2 separate regions of the Homo sapiens genome follow, and region 2 is linked to region 1. A link is an interaction called in ENCODE POLR2A ChIA-PET data of the cell type or tissue named here. Cell type or tissue: endothelial cell of umbilical vein. All regions are shown on one strand.

Region 1 (5,000 bases):
TTGCAGTGAGCTGAGATCACACCACTGCGCTTCAGCCTGGGCAACAGAGCAAGACTCCATCTCAAAATATAATAATAATAATAAAATTAAAATAAAGTGCACTTCTGGCCAGGCGCAGTGGCTCACACCTGTAATCCCAGCACTTTGGGAGGCCAAGGCAAGCAGATCACCTGAGGTCAGGAGTTCGAGACCAGCCTGACCAACACGGAGAAACCCTGTGTCTATTAAAAATACAAAATTAGCCGGGTGTGGTGGTGCATGCCTGTAATCCCAGCTACTCGGGAGGTTGAGGCAGGAGAATCACTTGAACCTGGGAGGTGGAGGTTTCAGTGAGCTGAGATTGTGCCATTGCACTCCAGCCTGGGCAAGAAGAGCGAAACTCAGTCTCAAAATAAATAAACAAATAAATAAATAAAGTGCACTTCTCTCTCTCTCTTTCTTTCTTTCTTTTTTTTTCTTTTTTCTTTTGAGATGGAATCTCGTTCTGTCACTCAGGCTGGAGTGCAGTGGCGCAAACTCGGCTCACTGCAAGCTCCACCTCCCGTGTTCACGCCATTCTCCTGCCTCAACCTCCGGAGTAGCTGGGAGTACAGGTGCCCGCCACCTCGCCCGGCTAATTTTTTGTATTTTTAGTAGAGACGGGGTTTCACCGTGTTAGCCAGGATGGTCTTGATCTTCTGACCTTGTGATCCACCCGTCTTGGCATCCCAAAGTGCTGGGATTACAGGCATGAGCCACCGCGCCCGGCCAAGTGCACTTCTTTTTCAGTAAAAACAGTTGGCTGACTTCAAGGACATGTGAATTAAGTAGCATTACGTATAGTTCCTAGACAGGGGAAAAAGCCAAACTGGTGGAACCACTGGATAATGACTGAGGTTTGGGAAACTGAGGCTGGATGAGAAGGTTCCAGAGGCCTACCCTAAATCAGGAAGCAGCTGCGCTTGGTAGAAATAGTGTCTGTTTGGTCTGTTTGGTAGGAGGCCTGCCTCCCATTGAGCCAACAATAATCCTGTTGACATAACCCTGTTGATCAAAGCGATCCCCTGACTGCTCTGGGCCAGTTCCTTTGGCTCCTGGTGGAATGCACTCAGAGAATCCGGATCCGGTCAGTATAAAAGGTCTGGTCCCGCAGTGGGGGAGCCACATCCTGGAAGAGTGGCCTAGGACAGCTCCTCTCCTGCCAGAGCTAGGCAGGCGCCGAAGTAGCCGCATGGCCCCGTCAGAAGACCCCAGGGACTGGAGAGCCAACCTCAAAGGCACCATCCGTGAGACAGGCCTGGAGACCAGCTCCGGTAAGAGGCGGCAAAGGGACCCCAGCCCCACAGAAACACCAGCTGGGGGCCAGGTGCGGTGCCTCATGCCTGTAATCCCAGCACTTTGGGAGGCCGAAGCGGGCAGATCATGAGGTCAGGAGTTCGAGACCAGCTTGGCCAACATAGTGAAACCCCATATCTGCTAAAAATACAAAAAATTAGCTGGGTGTGGTGGCGGGTGCCTATAATCCCAGCTACTCAGGAGGTTGAGGCAGGAGAATCGCTTGAACCCAGGAGGCGGAGGTTGCAGTGAGCTGAGATCGCACCACTGCACTCCAGCCTGAGCAACAGTGTGAGACTCCATCTCAAAAAAAAAAAAAAAAAAAAAAAAGCAAGACCAGCTGGGGGTGGGTGGGGGTCTGATGGCAAACATGCTACCTCCCTTGGGTTGCTGGGATTCTCCAGCCAAGGGCGGGCTCGTTTTATTTCCTGTGCTAGCCAACCTACTAGAACATAAGCTTCCTTCTGAGCCCACGTCGTGTTTCACAGCACGTAGCTAAGAGAATGGATGTGTATGTTATTTGGGTAACTCAAAAAGTTACCTTTTTAAGAGCACAGGCTTTGGATTCAGATACAATTGCTCAGACACCTGCTTCATTGATAAGTCTATTGGCTGGTTTGTCCATCCCTCTACCCTGTGCTGGGCTCTGAGCGGGGGGATTGCCAGGGCAAATGCCACCAGGTACTGATGGGATTCTCTGAGGCTGTGGACAAGATTATCTGGGGAGGGGGAGAGTAGCAAGATGCTCCCTGAGACCCACCAACACTTGTGCAGGCTGAGCCTCAGTTTCCTCACCTGGAAAGATGGCCAGGGCTTTCCTCTCTGGGGTTGAGGACTGTGCTTTTCATAATATGGTCCATGGACCAGCAGAATTGGCATCCCCTGGGGACTTGTTAGAAACGCGAGTCTCAGGCCCCACCCCAGCCCCACTGCACCAGACTCTGCATTTTAACAAGCTCCCCAGGCAGCTCATGGGAACAGCAAAGTTGGGAGGCACTGACATGTTGGACTCTGTGTTCCTGGAAGGCAGATGGATGGATGGTAAGTGGAGACTTGAACTCAGGTCTCTCTGATGCTGAAGTCCATACACTTAAACCCTGACTGTCCTCCTCTGTTGGTGTATCAACCAATCCAGTTGAACCCTATCGAATGAATAAACAAATGAATTCAGGAAACCATGTCCCAGTCGGGTGCAGTGGCTCACGCCTGCAATTCCAGTACTGATTGGGCTGAGGCAGAAGGATTTCTTGAGTCCAGGAGTTTGAGACCAGCCTGGGCAACATAGGGAAACCTCATCTCTACAAAAAATTTTAAAATTCACCAGGCATGGTGGCATGAGCCTGTAGTCCCAGCTACTTAGGGGGCTGAGATGGGAGGATTGGTTGAGCCCCCTGAGGCTGAGGCTGCAGTGAGCCATGACCTCCAGCCTGGGCGACAGAGTGAGACCCTGTCTCAGGGGAAAAGAAAAGTCCCCTGCTTGTGCTAACTTTTGGTCTTTTCCTCTCTTCTAGGTGGGAAGCTGGCTGGCCATCAGAAGACCGTCCCCACGGCTCACCTGACTTTTGTTATTGACTGCACCCACGGGAAGCAGCTCTCCCTGGCAGCAACCGCATCACCACCCCAAGCCCCCAGTCCCAATCGAGGGCTTGTCACCCCACCAATGAAGACCTACATCGTGTTCTGTGGGGAAAACTGGCCCCATCTGACTCGGGTGACCCCCATGGGTGGGGGATGCCTTGCCCAGGCCAGGGCCACCCTGCCGCTCTGCAGAGGGTCTGTGGCCTCAGCTTCCTTCCCAGTCAGCCCGCTCTGCCCCCAGGAGGTTCCCGAGGCTAAGGGGAAACCCGTGAAGGCTGCGCCTGTGAGGTCTTCAACTTGGGGAACAGTCAAGGACTCACTGAAAGCCCTCTCCTCTTGTGTCTGTGGGCAGGCCGATTAGCTGGAAGGGCCGGGCTCTGATGCCCAGAGGCTGCAATTCCCAGGGCCTGGCCCTGCTTCCCCAGCTAAGCAGGAGTCTTTTGTGCTTGAGCCAAGGAAACATCATTAGATCCGCTAAGGGGCATCTGAAACATCCGTCGAGTGGCAGAGGCAGGATAAGTCACCTGCACATGAAGAGACTCATTCATTCATACAGCAAATATTACTGGTACATCTTCCACATGCCAGGCCCTGCAAAGTGCTGGGGAGATACCATGGTTTTCCTGGAGCTGGTATTTTTGGGGTGGAGGGAACCCACCCTGAATAAATAAAGTAACCCAATAAATAAAGAAGATGATTTTGAACAGCGATGAATGCTCTGCAGGAACTGAAACAGGATGCTAGAGGGAGAGTGATTGGGGTGAAGACCTTTCCTGATGCAGTGCTTGGTAAGGGCCTCTCTGCGCAGGCAACAAAGTGTGATCTAAAAGATGAGAAGGGGCCAGCCCTGAGAAAATCCACCCTCCCCAGGGCCACCTGCTGTCATCTTACCCCAGGGCAGGCCAGAGCAGTGGTCAGAATGCCCCAGCATGACGGGGAGGGGCAACGGGTTTCTTGCTGCCATCTTGGCTCAGAGGCGAGTGTGTAGGTCACTGCAAAGGCAGGGGATACCACGTGGGGAGACTCGAGGGCCATGCCAGTTGGGGCTGGGAGGCTCAGGGAAGTTGGCTCCAGGAGACTCCATCCCATAAGGCAGCCCAGGTGGGACCTGGGGATCTGAGATGGGAAATAAGGGGATCTGGCTTCTCAAAAGGGAGGGAGGTACTCAAAAATAGAGTATCATGTTTGAACGAATGAAAACAAGACATGTTATTTATTGAGCATCTACTGCATACCAGGCTCATGCTGCCCTCTAGGGATAGCAAAAAAAAAAAAAAAAGGTGGGGGGAGGAGGTTCACCCCTCAGGGCAATCGTGTTCCCTGAGCAGGAGGTGGAGTTACTGGTGTGGGTGTGAAGGTGTCTGTGAGTCTAAGGCATGCACAGCACTGTGAGAAACCCTAAAGCAACCTATTTAAGGAAGTCAGTCTCAAAGCTCCCAGATAAAAATCACTGGGTTTTTCTGTATTTATTTTAGAGACAGAGTCTCACTCTATCACCCAGGCTGGAGTGCAGTGGAACAATCACAGCTCACTGCAGCCTCAAACTCCTGGGCTCAAGTGATCCTCCTGCCTCAGCCTCCCGAGTAGCTGAGACTATAGGTGCACCACTACGCCCAGCTTGACTTCTTTTAGTAGAGAAGAGGTCTCACTGTGCTGCCCAGGCTGGTCTTGAACTCCTGGCCTCAAGCTATCCTCCCGCTTCAGCTTCCCTAAGTGCTTGGATTATAGGTGTGAGCCACCGTATCTGGTCATTAATTTATTCAATGACTATTTTACTAGGTTCCTACAAATACTAGCTGCTAACATTTAACATGTAATTGACCATTTACTCTGTGTCAGAGAAACAACATGGGCACTGTATTTGTGACCATTTTATAGATTAGAGAGCTGAGGCACAGAGAGGTTGAAGAATGGACTCAAAGTTCCATAGACTGGTACCATTGAGATTAGAACTCAGGCAAGTCTGGTGCCCATATTCTTGCTTGTAACTGTAAGGTATATACCCTCTCATCCTGGTAGCGTCTCTTCTAGGCAGAGGGGACACACAGAGGATAAATGTAACCCTGTCCTCAAGGAGCTCACAGCCAGGTGGGGGAGGCCAGAAAGAA
Region 2 (5,000 bases), 340 kb before region 1:
TGGGCCCCACTGTGCAATAATCCTACTGGATAGGTTTTAGATAATTCTTTCCTGGCAAACTGCTCTTTTGGGTACCTAGCAGGAATCTGAAGTCTTGGTTTTATTGAAAAGAATTTTGAGATTCATAATTTCTGATTCTAGATTATAGTTTGTAACATGTTTGAAACAGAAGCTTCGAAAGAGTGATTTCTCAACTTAGTGTTAAATGATTTTGTCTGAAGTCTGACTCTTTGTAAGCTTGTTTGTTTCATCAAATTTTAAGTCATTGAGCACAATCAAAATGGAGGCTCATATCTCAGGAGTTTTTGAAATTTTAATTTAGGGGCACTTAGAGACATTTTTTTCTACCCCATCCAACTTCTTTCTTTCCTTTTGCTATGATGTTTGTATGTATGTTATAAGACTTTAGTGATGGGATGGCGTGTCACGTAGATTCATCATGATCCTTTATGTAGTTAGGAAATGGTTGACAGAAGGAATTGTAGTTTACTGCTTTTCAGAGGGCGTGAAGAACAACAGGTCAGCCAGGTTGTCTTTAAGATGTTCTTTTAGACAGCTGCACATTGTAGACCCTTTCACCTGCCCTACACCAAAGATGTACGATGCACTAGGAAACTGCTCATAGGATTTCTGTCAGCTGACTTAAAGCTGTGATTGTAATTAAATAGTTGGTGCTATGATTGATGCAAAATCTAGTAGCAATGCAATGGGACCCTGTATTTGCTTTATGGGTGGTGGTTTGGGAATGTATTCTAAGCTTATAAATCTTTGGAACCACGGGGTGGGAAGGGTGGGGGAACTTACTGATGACAATAGACTCCCTCCTAAAGGGCCTTCCATGTAAGCAGAACGAACCTTGGCACACAATTCAGTGTGGATATTTGGGAAACAGTTCCAAGTGGAATATATAATATCAGTCGGGAAAAGATTTCATTAGGATAGCTTTTTGTGTATGTATATGTATATTTATTTTTAGGAATAGATCTATAGTTGTACATGAATTCCTGTTAGGAATACTCTGAATGAGCTTAACCCACTTGCCAAATATCCTTGTCCCTTCCATCATTTTATTTTTGAGATGGGGTCTTGCAGTGTTGCCCAGGCTGGACTCAAACTCTGGGGCTTAATCATCCTTCTGAGTAGCTGGGACTACATAAAGGCCAAAGTATAATTGCTTTTGATTTTTAAAATCTTCTTGCCCATCATTTTTATAAAAATAAAGCTGTTTGTCCAACACGGTGAAACCTCATCTCTACTAAAAATACAAAAAATTAGCTGGGCATGGTGGCACACGCCTGTAATCCCAGCTACTTGGGAGACTGAGGCAGGAGAATTGCTTGAACCTGGGAGATGGGGGTTGCAGTGAGCCTAGATCACGCCACTGCACTCCAGTGTGGGCGGCAGAGTGAGACTCTGTCTCACCCAAAAAAAAAAAAAAAAAGCTATTGACACTGTTAATATTTTGGATGACTTAAATTTAGCAGCTCTAGAATGCAAAGGGTATATTAAGGAGCATTACAATAGTGAACCTTCATCGTCAGCTTTTATTCAATTAAGAGCTCCAGAAATGCAGAAATTATGGGTTAACTTCTAAGAATACCATCAAATCCCTGTGAATTCTGGTTGCCAACAGTAATAACCAGTAATGGGCACCTTTACCGGACAGCTCCTTTACCATAACCAGTAGTGGGCAGTTCTGCGGTCAGCACTTAACTACAAGGGCGGTCTCTGTTTCTTCACCAGAGAGAGAAGATTTTCCTGTGTAATTTGTGCCATTTCCCTGAAGTTGGTTCTTGAGCGGAAAGATGTGCTTGGTAACCAGACAGCAGCTTTACATAGGTTATAGATTTTGCTCATTGATGCTGTTAAGAATTATTTCCACTCATACCTGTTCAGGGCTCCAGACAGCCAATAGCCTTCATCCCACAGTTTGGGCTTCAGCTATTAACACATAAAGATAACCAGTTGCAGCTAGGCTCGGTGGCTCACACCTGTAATCCCAGCACTTTGGGAGGCCAAGGCGGGTGGATCACCTGAGGGCAGGAGTTTGAGACAGGCCTGGCCAACATGGTGAAACTCCATCTCTACTAAAAATACAAAAATTAGCCGGGTGTGGTGGCCCATGCCTGTAATTCCAGCTACTCGGGAGGCTGAGGCAGGAGAATCACTTAAACCTGGGAGGCGGAGGTTGTGGTGAGCAGAGATCACGCCATTGCACTCCAGCCTGGGCAACAAGAGCAAAACTCTGTCTCAAAAAAAAAAAAAAAAAAGGTAACCAGTTGCTTGGCAAAGGAAGCTGGAGAGATGGCGAGTGCATGTGTTAAAACTCTTCTGCCTTGCAGCCCACATCTTCTAGAGCTCCCTGTCTTCATATGTACTAAAGGGAGACACAACCCTATGTGTTTTTTCCCAAAGCATGTCTCTAGCAAGAGGGTACATAGAAATGGAACATGAGGCTTTTTGTCACTGATTTTATGATAACCAGTTAATGTGGAATCTGCTGGTTGTCTTACTACAGCTTTCTATCTCCGGTGAAAGCCATAAAAATTTAGGTTAACTTTTAAGCTCATGTCTATATATATGTGTGTAAGCTAGCATATACATATGGTGATTGACAAGTATAGTTAATTTTATATGGATTTAAAAGCAAGCAATTTTTATATCTACAGACGTACTCTTCACTTATGGTGGCTTTTATCCCGCCACATATATAAATATATATATATATAGCAAACAGCCTTGCAAATCATCGGCCAGAAAAGCTGCAGGGCGTTGCAATGGCCTTTTCCTACCTGTTTGCCACCTGTGGTGAGGGTGAGCAGGATGATTGAACTGCTGCATATTTCAAACCTGTTATCACTGGCAGTGTGTCCCAAGAGAAGCTGACCAGATTATGCATTCTACTGTTCTCTAGCACAAGTACTCACCAAAAAGCCAAATTTCCCCTTTGGAGTTGGTGACTTAGTGTAGTCTGTGGCTGACCTAGAAAGACACAGAGTTATCAAGAGTTTCCCTTCCTAGAAGATGAATGTTACCTTTTGTGTTAGGAGGTAGAGAAAATAAAAATAGCTTTTTTTTCCCTAGAATTGCTAATTACTCTTAACAACAAATTAAATTCAAAGCCTGTCCTTGAGAACTGGAAATGTAAAATCATGGTTCAAGTTTTATACCTTAGTGATTCCTCAGTAGGTGTTACTAGGAGTTCACTGAATGAACTTAGGAGTGAACCTTCGATGTGCTTGATTTTCTTTTGTGCCTTAGTTTCTCTGAATAGCAGAGGCATCAAATTTTGGTGGGGAATGAGAGGAGTATTAGGGGAAAGTTTGAAAATAGCTCTCCTGGAGATGGAGGGCACACAGAGTGGTCCTCAGGCTCACCTTGACTGAGTTGATTCACAGTTATCCTGCATCAGACCATTAGATTTCTTTAGTGCTATGATTATAATAGGGATTTTTGAATCACCAAAAACAGTTTTTAGATGTTTATGTTCTTTGTTTTACTATCAATGTTGTGCTGGTTAAGGGAGAGAAAAGTTCAAGAAGATCTTACATATTTGAAAGGAAATTGGTACTCTTGAAGGCTATGCAACATGAGTCTTTGAACAAGAATTCCTTGCTACTTTGATTCATTCATCAAATACTGAGTGCCTGTGTGCCAGGCACAGGTGAACTCTGGGGATTCAGGGGTAACTAAAACAGATTGGAACCCTGCCCTTGTGAAGCTTTCAGTCTAGAAGGGAGACGTGAAACAAATTTTAGCTTCAAAAGCAACATCTATTTTTGCCTGTTAGCATGCATTTATTTTAAAAGTCATATTAGAGTTACCTGGTTCCACTTCAGAGCAGACTGGGAAAATCAGGCTTACAATGGAATCAGATGCTGTGGGCCTAAAACAGCTCTTTAAAAATCTATTTTTTTAGGCCAGGTGCGTTGGCTCACACCTGTAATCCCAGCACTTTGGGAGGCCAAGGTGGGTGGATATGAGGTCAGGAGGTCGAGACCAGCCTGGCCAATATGATGAAACCTTACCTCTACTAAAAATAAAAAATTAGCCGGGCATGGTGGCACATGCCTGTAGTCCCAGCTACTCGGGAAACTGAGGCAGAAGAATCGCTTGAACCCGGGAGGCGGAGGTTGCAGTGAGCCGGGATCACGTCACTGTACTCCAGCCTGGGCAAGAGTGAGACACCGTCTCAAAAAAAAAAAAAATTTTTTTTTAAATGGAATCAGAGAAACCAACAAAATATGTAACATGTATAAATGCCTGAGGAGATCAGTTATTGAGAAATCCATTTACAATGCTGGAGGAGAGGGGATGGCCAGGAAAGAAGTGCAACAAATAAATGGAAGATGACCCTAAAAATGCACCAGTGACAGTCAGTCAATCCATCAGACCACCTCACATGCAGGGTAGAAACATGGAGTGTGCGGCAGCATCCTCCTCACATCCCTTTGTGAGCACGGCTGCTCCGGAATACTGACCATCTGGGCTAGCACGACTTAGCAGAGGGTTCTGCAGGATGTGCTATTTTAAAGCAGCTGGGTGCAACTTGTGAAAACGGGAATCTAGAGCAGAACATGTAATCAGCGATGGCTGGGATTGGTGGACAGGATTGACAGGAGTATTTGAGGCTCTACCAGGCCTGTCTACAGGACAGCTTCATCAAAGGGACATTTTTTAACCTGTTATTTTAAATGCCACATATATGTTGTAATGCTGAAGCATACAGGTAGAATTTCTGGATCGTAACTACTAGTGACTTCTGAGGTTTACAGTTAGAAAATGTTCTCAAAGGTTTATCAGTTATGTATTGATGATTGGTAATCTAGACCCTCTGGAGGCTGTAGAATGTGAAAAGATACAGCTGAGCTGACAAGTTTTAGGGCACTATCTTCTGGAATGAAATCGGCCAAGAAAATGGTTCAAGGGCATGGGGGTTAGAGAATGTTTCTTTTACCTAAAAATGTTAAGCCAACTATGGAAGATTGGGGTCGTGGGGG

What was found. Peaks named below come from ENCODE experiments on the same cell type or tissue, not always from the same donor. Only the 100,000 strongest peaks of a DNase experiment are listed, where the experiment ranks them.
Region 2: POLR2A ChIA-PET joins it to region 1 with 10 read pairs; 2 of 35 experiments call an interaction of 5 or more read pairs at or near these places.

The regions. Positions count from the first base shown.
Region 1 is chr1:16,003,094-16,008,093 of GRCh38, forward strand. SRARP (steroid receptor associated and regulated protein) reads left to right here and starts at 1,143. Exons shown (of 2, transcript NM_178840.4): 1 at 1,143-1,292; 2 at 2,826-5,000. The coding sequence starts at 1,211. The coding sequence ends at 3,253. RefSeq lists an enhancer at 963-1,828. In endothelial cell of umbilical vein, no CTCF peak of the experiment used is centred here; no DNase peak of the experiment used is centred here.
Region 2 is chr1:15,663,011-15,668,010 of GRCh38, forward strand. It overlaps DDI2 (DDI proteasomal shuttling factor 2), which reads left to right. Exons shown (of 10, transcript NM_032341.5): 10 at 1-5,000. Among named protein-coding and RNA genes, the nearest start is that of RSC1A1, 5.8 kb to the left of the region's middle. In endothelial cell of umbilical vein, no CTCF peak of the experiment used is centred here; no DNase peak of the experiment used is centred here.